Linked DNA regions of Homo sapiens: region 1 is linked to region 2. A link is a contact called in ENCODE Hi-C or POLR2A ChIA-PET data. All regions are on one chromosome and are shown on one strand. The core of a region is the stretch at or near the end of the contact, and the rest is flanking DNA. Distances in the headings are between cores, read along the strand shown.

Region 1 (5,071 bases), core at 1,184-3,683, 510 kb before region 2:
CTTGTTTACCCCACTCTACTAACGAAGAAATCGAGGCTCAGAGAAGTCTTGTTTAAGGACACACAGCCTGAAAAATGGCAGGGCCAGGTTACAAACCCATGTTTTCAGACTGCAGGGGTCCAGTGCTCTTTCCTTCTATACCTCAAAGCGTTCACAAAATGCACTCACTGACCACTGGCTTGGTTGCTGTGTGAGGACCTAAATGTTCAGAAAGAGAAGAAGCATTTCCAAGTGCCATTTCCATTGAATGGAGTAGTGCAGCTGGCTGAAAGGTAGCCCCTGGATTCAGGGCGAGATGGGAAGCCCCTCAGGGGCAAGGTCGGAGTACATTTCCTCTTTCATTCCCGGGCTCAGCCCACACAGGGATGAGCATACGGGGCTGGCAACAAGTCCTTGCAGCTTAGAAGTGTGAGTGTGGTTTCTATTTATTTATTTTTAATTAAGAAATTTTTTTTTAGAGACAGGGTCTTGCCATGTAGTCCAGGCTGGTCTCAAACTCCTGGGCTCAAGCTCTCCTCTCACTTCGTCCTCCCAAAGTGCTGGGATTACAGGCGAGAGCCACTGGGCCTGACTGGAGTATGCTTTTTTTGGTTTGTTTTTGAGACGAAGTCTTGCGCTGTCCCCCAGGCTGAAGTTCAGTGGTGTGATCTCAGCTCACTGCAACCTCCACCTCCCGGATTCAAGCGATTCTCCTGCCTCAGCCTCCTGAGCAGCTGGGATTACAGGCATGTGCCACCATGCTCAGCTATTTTTCATTATTTTTAGTAGAGACGAGGTTTCACCATACTGGCCAGGCTGGTCTCGAACTCCTGACCTCAGGTGATCCGCCCACCTCAGCCTCCCAAAATGCTGGGATTACAGGTGTGAGCCACTGAACCTGCCCTGGAGTATGGTTTTAAATGCTAGTTTTTATCTAACAGAATTTTACTGTGGTAAGAAGGGAGGAAGAAAAAAAATCCCAGACTTAATTTGAGAGGATGTTACTGGGAGTTGGGAGAAAAGGATGAAATCCAGAGAAGACTTGATGGAGGCACCCTGGGCAGTGAGGGGAGGAGGGAGGCAGCAAAAGGGGCCTTATCCCTGAAGGAGGACAGCTGGCAGGGAGGCAGGAGCATTGTCTGTGGTGTCCCACTGTCTTAGGATCAAGACCACACCCCTGATATTGCCCCCCAGTGCCTAAGGCCTTGCCCTGCCTACTGCCCTAGTGTCACCTGCACTACTCTTGTTCTGGGTTTCTGAGCTCCAGACACATTTCCTTAAAGATATCCCCATGGGACCCCACCTCGGGGCCTTTTTGTTTTTTTGTTTGTTTGTTGTTTTTTTTTTTTGGCAGGGTCTTGCTCTGTTGTCTAGGCTGGAGTGTAGTGGCACAATCACAGTTCACTGCAGCCTCTACGTCCTGGGCTCAGGCAATCCTCCATCTCAGCCTCCTGAGTGGCTGAGACTACAGGTGCACACTGCTATACCCAGCTATTTTTTTTTTTTTTTTGTAGAGACAGGGTTTTGCCATGTTGCCCAGGCTGGTCTCGAACTCCTGGGCTCAAGCCATCCTCCTGCCTCGGCTTCCCAAAGTGCTGGGATTACAGGTGTGAGCCACTGTGCCGGGCCCACCTCAGAGCCTTTGAGCATGGCATTCCCGCTCCTGGGTTTCCACCAGTACTTACTAATGCCTATTCATCTTTTGGTGACTTCCCTGACTCCTATCTACCAGCTGGAGGCGTAGACAGCCCAGAGCCACATCAGCCCACTTCCAGAAGCAGTGAGCATTTCAATGTCCACAGTGTGCACAGGCCCCAGGGGCAGTGGCTTCACCAGGAGGTGCTCATGAAGCCCACAGTAGCACCAAGGAGCACTCCTTATCTTGTCCTGGATGGAGTCAGCACCCTGAGCCTTCCCTTCAGATCCTTGTTATAGTCTGCAATTACGTATCTGGGTGATTGTTTCATTAATGTCCTTCTCCCAACTAAATAGTCAGCTTCCTTTTTGTTGGCCATGGTATCTGCAGCCTAGCACGGACCCAGAGGCCTGGACGGTGCCCGCTAAGTGTTTGTGGAATGGCTTCCTTCCTTGTTTTGCCAAGGGGTGCCAGAATGTGCCACTGGCATTTGCTTTTCATTTACACTATTCTTGTGGCTAGGGTGGAGTGGGTTGGAGGTCATGGCCATCTCTAGAGAGCTGTTCCAAGACTACTTGAGCTTGTGTTTTCTTCCCAGCCCAAGATTCAGAATCCACTGGCCTTGAGTTCGCCCTGTCCTGGGGACAGTGGGACCTGTCACCTGCTGGCCAAGGTAGGGCTCCAACTTTGTGAAAAGTACATGCGGCAGGTCTGACCCTTAAACAACTCTTCTGACGTGTGGAATGCAGGGCTGGGTGGGAGCAGCCGGCACACCTGTCATTCACTGTTTAGCCACTGAAGGGCAGTGTTGCTCCACAGGAAGGGGCCAGGCAGATGTGCGCCATCACTGTGGCTCCCAGGTCGGAATGAGGATATTTTAGCTAGTCCCTACCAAGCACCACTGGTGTGCTAGTCACTTTGAATATAGTACTCGTGCAATCATGCAAGAGAAAGTTGATGACCCGTAGTGTAGTGTGGTGTAGTGTGGTGTAGTGTAGTGTAGTGTAGTGTAGTGTAGTGTAGTGTAGTGTGTAGTGTAGTGTAGTGTAGTGTGTAGTGTAGTGTAGTGTAGTTTTTGAGACAGGGTCTCACTGTTGTCCAGGCTGGAATATAGTGATCAGGGCTCACTGCAGCCTTGACCTCCGGGGCTCAAGTAATCCTCCCGCCTTAGCCTCCCAAATAACTGGGACTACAGGTGCACACCACTACACTTGGCTAATTTTTGTATTTTTTTTGTAAAGATTGGCGGGGGGGGGGGGGTCTCACTGTGTTGCCTAGGCTGGTCTCGAACTCCAGGGCTCAAGTGATTCTCCTGCCTCAGCCTCCCAAAGTACTGGGATTACAGGTGTGAGCCAGCACACCCAGCTGACCCTTATTTTAAAGATGAAGTAAAGAAAATCGGAGAGATTAAATGATGTTTTCAATGTTTCATGACTAGTAAATGGCTAAGCCAGAAATCAACCTCAGGTCTGCCTAAATCCCAAACCCCGTCAGTGCCTTCACCTGCTCTCCCTTTGTCACGATGGCCAATCTTTTCTAGCATGTCTTCCTAGCAGCCACCTGCCAGGGTAGTGCTGAGTGCACAACCTTGTCTCACTCAGCTGGCTCAATTTAGCCAACTTTTGATTACCGAAATTAATACAGGGGTCACTGACTTGGGTCTAAAATTTTAAAATGGGTTATTAAAATGCTTGCTTTGGCCAGGCGCAGTGGCTCATGCCTATAATCCCAGCACTTTGAGAGGCTGAGGCAAGAGGATCATTTGAGGTCAGGAGCTCGAAACCAGCCAGCCAACATGGTGAAACCTAATCTATACTAAAAATACAAAAATTAGACAGGTGTGGTGACACTCACCTCTAGTCCCAGCTGCTCGGGAGGTTGAGGCAGGAGAATCACTTGAACCCAGGAGGCAGAGGTTGCAGTGAGCCGAGATTATGCCACTGCACTCCAGCCTGGGTGACAGATTGAGACACTGTCTTGAAAAACAAAATAAAATAAAATGCTTGTTTTGATTCTAGAGACTGTTATTCGGTATGCATGGGATAGGGGGAGGAGGGAAAACAGATTTGTCCTTCCATAGTCCTCTCTCTGATCTCATTCTGCAATCTTTCCTCCCCCTTCCCCACCCAGCCCTCACACAGCTGCCAGGCAGCTTTCCAACAGATTTGATCAGATGGCTCTCTCACTACTGTACTGGGCCCCCTGTAGCTTCTGGAAGAAAGTCCCACTCCTTAGCAAGCAGCCCAGGTGCTTCCTAAGCTGCCAGCTACCTTGCCGCCAGACTTCTTCCCCACTGGCTTACGAGGGTGCACTGTCAGCCCCAGCCCCCTGAGCCACAGCATTCAGTATCTAAAGCTGTAATCTCTCCACTGCAGAGTGAGAATGAAGATACTGGCCACCCAGGTGGTTGTAAGGCTAAAACCACCACCTTTAAAGATCGCTTGGCACAGTGCTGGCCACAGTGGGGCTCATCACCACGTTTCTCACCTTCCCTTCCTCAGCCCTTGGAAATGTGCAAGTATAGTACAACCTACAAAGGCAAATCCATGTGGTATAGTGCTCTGCACAGTGCAATCCCTGTGTAAACATTTCTAGACACAGAAATGTCAGCTGGGGCATTATTTTGCTCAGGCTGACACTGAGGAAGACATTTCCTGGATTTTTTTCCTGTGCCCATGGTGAGGTCCAAAGTGACCCAAATACCACCTAAATCCCTGGATGCTAAACTCCTTGAGGGCAGAGACAGAGTTATGAACCTCTGGGTCTCCCCATAGGTCCAACCCAGCACTAGGTCTTCAGTGGCGTCTCTAAGAATGTCAGTTGGTCAATTTGTTATTCAATGGGCACATGACAAGTTGCAGGAGTGCACAGGTGCTTTCAGGGTATCATCATCTCAAACAGAAACAGCATTGTTTCAAAGAGCCTGTAGGAGTCCAGAAGAAATACAGGACTTTCTTCTTCCTTTTGCAAAAGCTGGCAGTTTAAAGCCACAGGGCATTAGATCAAGAATGCCATGAGGCTGACCAGTGAGGGGCTTGACTTTGAGGGCTCTGGGCTGGTTGGGCTGGCCATGCTTACACTTGGAAAGCAGTAGGACCCATTCCCTGGTTTTGAGCATTCAAAGTAGCCTTGGCTTACTCTCTGCTCTGAGTTCTCACTTCAGTCTTCCTATTCTGAGGTTCAAAGAACTGCAAATAGTCCTCAGACAAAGCCTGTGGGGTGTCTCCCCAGATTCCAGGAACTCTCCAAATCAGATAGACCAGGATTATGAAACTCAGCCTCTTCTATGAAGGGTCCCACTGGATCCCATAATAAGTGGGAATTCTACCCTCAGCCCAGACTCTCCGGACTCCAGCCCAATCTCAGTCTTAACCTCAGGGTTCCAGCTTTCCTCCGTCCATTGCCACATCAAACTCACCTGTTCTGGGTTTGCATGTCAGGTACATTTTCTGATCA
Region 2 (4,845 bases), core at 1,839-4,338:
CAATCCTAAGTCAAAAGAACAAAGCTGGAGGCATCACGCTACCTGTCTTCAAACTATACTACAAGGCTACAGTAACCAAAACAGCATGGTACTGGTACCAAAACAGAGATATAGAGCAATGGAACAGAACAGAGCCCTCAGAAATAATACCACACATCTACAACTATCTGATCTTTGAAACTCTCAATGTGCTCAAAAAGGAGTGTTTGAGGATCCAGTAGGAAATGGCTGTGGAAGCTCTACTAGCTCTAAGTGGTTCTGCCTGGTTTGGCTTCCCTCATTCTAGGCTTACTCAATTTTTTTTTTTTTTTTTGGATAGAGTTTTGCTCTTTTACCTAGGCTGGAGTGAAGTGGCACGATCTCGGCTCACTGCAACTTCCACCCCCTGGGTTCAAGCGATTCTCCTGCCTAAGTCTCCCGAGTAGCTGGGCTTATAGGCGCCCACCACCATGCCCAGTTAATTTTTTTTATTTTTATTTTTAGTAAAGATGGGGTTTCACCATGTTGGCCAGGCTAGTCTCGAACTCCTGACCTCAGGTGATCCACTTGCCTTGGCCTCCCACAGTGCTAGGATTATAGGTGTGAGCCTGGCCGACTTACTCAATTATTGCAGCCTCCAAAGCTTGGCTCAAGTCCACTGCCTCCAGGAAGATGTCTCTGACTACACAAGTCTGAACCAAGTTCTCAGCCTGAAGGGGTTATTGTCCACACTTAGTGATATAAGGCTGTTTTCCATCAGCGCTAGAGAGCCATGGGGACACCAGGCAACCCAATAATGACCACAGGCTGGAATCTGCCATGGTGCCCCACAGCACCAGGCCCCATACAAGCTCAGGCCTGCTCTGCTCAGAACTTCTCTGCTTTAGGACTTGGTGGTTTTCCATGTGCTTTACCTGGGATCACCAGATATGGGGGAATCTCTTAACTCCCAGGGAGACGGTTTGAGAAGAGATCTTTGTTATTCTCACCACACTGGTGAGGAAACTAAGGAAGGACCTGGGCAAGGTCACGGAACTGGTTTATGGATTGCAGAGTCAGGACTTGACCTGGGTTCTGATGCTCCCAATACACCCCAGGCTGCCACATTTGCCCAGGGCCTGAAGAAAGCCACACACAACACAAGTGTGTGCACCTGGGGCTCATTAGACCTCTCAGTGGGCTTTTGCCTTTTCTTTGCTTCACCAATTCCTCCTCCTGGCATTCCCGACCTCTCCCAGAACCCTCCCACAGCCCTACAGGGAGCCAGGCAGAGACAGTGATGGCTGGAACAGACCCTGCACACTACATACATGGGGATCCAGGCCACAGCGGGTGGGGCTTTGCTCTTGGCAGGACAAACAGTCCTGGTTCCGAAAGGCCCCAGAGGCCAGGACAGAGTTTTAAATAGCCAGTGTCAGGCCGATTGTGAGGCTCGGTTTAAATTAGCTGTCAGGGCTCCATTGAATCAGGTTTAATTGTTGATTGGTGCTGAAATGATGAATGAGATGTGGCTTTAAATAGGAAGCATAAGTGTTTCAACCTCACCCTGGGCTGGAACTGCAGGCATGATCTGGTGTCCTCTTATTCAAAGAGTTCCCTGGAGGAGGAGAGGCAAGAGGAGGAGCAGAATGAGCGGCCTGGGCTGGCCCGGGTTGCTGCACCTGTTTCTGGGTGGTCTAGTGTTCCAGGACAGATATAAGGATCACCTGATGGAGGCTCAGGGAAATAAGGTCTCAATAATTCAATCAAGCGATCCTTCTTCAACCCATCTGTCCACCATTTTCCTTATCATCCTTTGACCAAGGTGCTTATTCCCATCTGTGCCTTTGCAGGGGTCCCCAGACCAATCTTCCTAGAGTTGACAGAGGAAGTGGGGGGACAAGGCAGAGAGGAAAAGTCCACCATTCTTGGGAGGTCCTGCATTTAGACCTCACTCTGTCCCTCATCAACTGCATGGCTTTGAGAAGTCATATGAGCTCTCTGAGCCTCAGTTTCCATATCTGTAAACTAAGACAAAGCTTGCCCTACCTCCCTCCTGCAAGGAGCTGTTGAGGGATCAAGAAGGCTAAGGCAGGGAAGGAGCTCTGAAAACTGTGATCGCGGCACTACTGATGACTGATCAGCGCCTCCCCTGCCTGGCCCTGGGCCAAGCTGGGGTGACTGGAGGGTGAAGTGTGAATGGGAAGAGGGAGACCCCAATGTGCCTTTTGCAGCCCATGGGCTCCCCTCACCGACACCCAACAGGTCACCGCCTACTCAGTGGTGGTTTTTCACCTTCCCCAGGGTTGCTGGACAGTTCCAGTGCTCTGGGCCAGGGCCGGGTTCCCCACCCACCCTTCTCACCTGAGACCTGCCTGGTGAGTTCCCCCAGCTGCATCTTCCATCTCCAGCTTCCTCTCACCCTCACCTGGAGCCAAGTAGGGCAGTCAGAAGAGAGGGCAAGAGAAGCCCCACAGAGCCAGGGTTGTAACCGCCAGTCTTCTTGGTAGAGGAAGCTGGAGGGCTGATTTCTGGATTTGCCTCTCAAAGCTGGAAGAATGGCAGCAGGTGGGAACCAAGGACCAGCCCCTGGTGAGGGAAAGCTGGGTAGCTTCGAGAAGGCACTGTAAGCCTCCACAATGGTGTTTCTGGGGCTCAGGGCTGCAGTGGCTGCTGCTAGTAACACCCTCCCGAGAGGGTCAGGGAGTAGCCCTCATACCCATGTCAGCTGGCTCCTGCCACCCCTGGCTACACCAGACTCAGCAGAGTCCTCTTCATTAAGAAGGCAACTGTCCTAAAATGCCACATTCCTCATGATGTCACTCCCAGAGTTGGTCAGCAGCCCCCCATGGCCTGTGGGGTGGCGCCCAAGCCCCTGAGCTCACCTGTGACAGTCCTCATGGTCAGCTCCACCTGTGGGTTTCCCCTCTCCTCTTGTACTTTCAGCGGCAGAAAGGTGCACTGAGCGGACATGGGATTCCACACTGGAGTCCAAGCTCACATGTCTTGTTTTTGTTTTTTGAGACAGGGTCTCGCTCTGTCACAGGCTCGCCTTGTCTTGTCTCTGCTCCCTCACTAGCTGTCATCTGGCCCCAGCCTCCTCACCTGCTGGCGTGAGGAATATTTACCTGCTCCAGAGCAGGGCTATGAGGGGTTGGGAGGAGTTGGGAGATGGCCCCAGGACAGCAGCACGAGGTGCACCTGAGGAGCTCAGGAGGGGCGTGTTCAATTTCCTTCCTCACCTTGCAGGCTTGGTGGGATTGTTCCAGGAAAGAATCTACAGGGGAAAATGTGCTTCTGAAAACTTTTAAGAACTACACAAATTCTAGCCTCAGGAGCCCCCTTCTCCTGGATTTCAAGCAAAGGGGCCTGTGCACTCCAATAGGGCCTCCCAGCTGAGGTGTGGGCCACCTTCCTCCCTCTCCCAACATCCTCCGATTCCCGCCCATTTCTCTCCCACCCTCCAGGTCAGTGGCCTTGGGTTCCCTGTGGACACTAGCAGTCCTTTCCGCACCTGCACACCTTCTCTGCTCTCTGTCTTTGAGATGCGTGCCATTTCGTCTTCTACCCTCAACTGTCTTTTGAGTTTTACCACCTCCAGGATAGGGGATTTGAATCACCCTTGTTATATTGTAAAGGGTGGGAAGACTCCAGCTGACCCCAGGGTGCATGCAGAGGCAAAAAAGAGACAAAACACTTTTCTTTTGGTTTTGTTTTGGTTTTTGGTTTTTGGAGACGGAGTCTCACTCTGTCACCCAGGCTGGAGTGCAGTGGCATGATCTCGGCTCACTGCAACCTCCACCTCCCAGGTTCAAGCAATTCTCCCACCTCAGCCTCCCAAGTAGCTGGGATTACAGGCATCCACCACCACACTCGGCTACTTTTTTTGTATTTTTAGTAGAGACAGGGTTTCACCATGTTGGCCAGGCTGGTCTCAAACTCCTGACCTCAAGAGATCCACCTGCCTCAGCCTCCCAAAGTGCTGGGATTACAGGCGTGAGCCACTGCACCTGGCCAACTAAACACTTGTCTATTTGTATGGTTTTTTTTTTTCTCTTTAGCTCAAAAAAGTTTGTTGGGGGTGGGGAGTGGGCTACAGAGGAGATGCTTTTGAAGAGAAAAACATCACAACCCTGAAAATTCTGGTGAAGGACAGAAGGCTCAGGAAACAGGCTCCCCAAAAAGGCAGCCAGGGTGCCAGAGCACGTGACCTGCTTTTCATAGTTTCTGAGCGCTCTCTGCCTGCATCGTTGTGCGTTCCTCCCAGACATGTGAAGTTGGTATTATTGGAATGCCTACTTGCGTTGATGGGGGAAACGAAAGTAGGTATTATAATTCCCACTCCATAGAAAAGGAACCAAGGTTTGGAGAGGTTAAATACTATTGACGATAAAACAACAATAGCTGCCATTGGCTGAGAGCTAATTGTGTGCAGGCTCTGGGGGAAGTGCATTTGAGACATCCTCTCATTGAGTCCCTCAGCCATCTGGCAACGTAGACACCATCGCCCCCATCTGATGGCAACTCAGAGATGTTAAGAAATGAGTCCACATTTAGGAAGTGGCAGGGCTGGTTCTAGGACAGGGGTGGGGCAGCCAAGGGTCATCTGGGGCCATCTTCTCATCTCTGAAGAACAGACATGGCCAAGGGCAGAGCTCTGGCTTTCTTCCCTTTGCCTGGAGTTAGATTTAGGACTTATAGGACCCATAGATGAAAGTGAGAGAGAGGTAGGTTTTAGTTCAACCCCTAAAAACATTTTAGATGAGACTTTCCTTAGAAATAAGGAATACCCAAGGAATTCAAAGTCTGGATGAATCTTCTACCTGGAGTGTTGTAGAAGAGACTCCTCCTGTGCCTGGGACAGACAGGGCTTGGTCTCAGAGCTGG

What was found. Hi-C counts contacts between places; a loop is a spot of excess contacts on that map. ChIA-PET counts read pairs that join two places held with the same protein, here RNA polymerase II (POLR2A). Pooled maps may share reads with other maps.
Region 1: a pooled map shows a loop between it and region 2 (2.4-fold over the local background). The contact joins the enhancer-like site here to the promoter of LINC01118 in region 2. A Hi-C loop is called at or near these places in 2 of 168 maps with a recorded cell type or tissue (Caco-2 and K562) and 2 of 50 pooled maps. POLR2A ChIA-PET finds 5 or more read pairs at or near these places in 1 of 52 experiments (AG04449).

Annotation. Positions count from the first base shown.
Region 1 is chr2:47,320,638-47,325,708 of GRCh38, reverse strand. The region is part of intron 3 of EPCAM-DT (EPCAM divergent transcript); the gene reads left to right. Among named protein-coding and RNA genes, the nearest start is that of BCYRN1, 12 kb to the left of the region's middle. RefSeq lists enhancers at 2,104-2,263, 2,245-2,539 and a silencer at 2,245-2,539. Within about 2 kb of position 2,433, at least 3 of the 41 ENCODE cell types and tissues checked have a DNase peak (open chromatin) inside an H3K27ac peak, as active enhancers do.
Region 2 is chr2:46,814,911-46,819,755 of GRCh38, reverse strand. LINC01118 (long intergenic non-protein coding RNA 1118) reads right to left here and starts at 3,088. Exons shown (of 4, transcript NR_034099.1): 1 at 2,844-3,088; 2 at 2,323-2,508; 3 at 1,525-1,576. RefSeq lists a silencer at 3,566-3,830.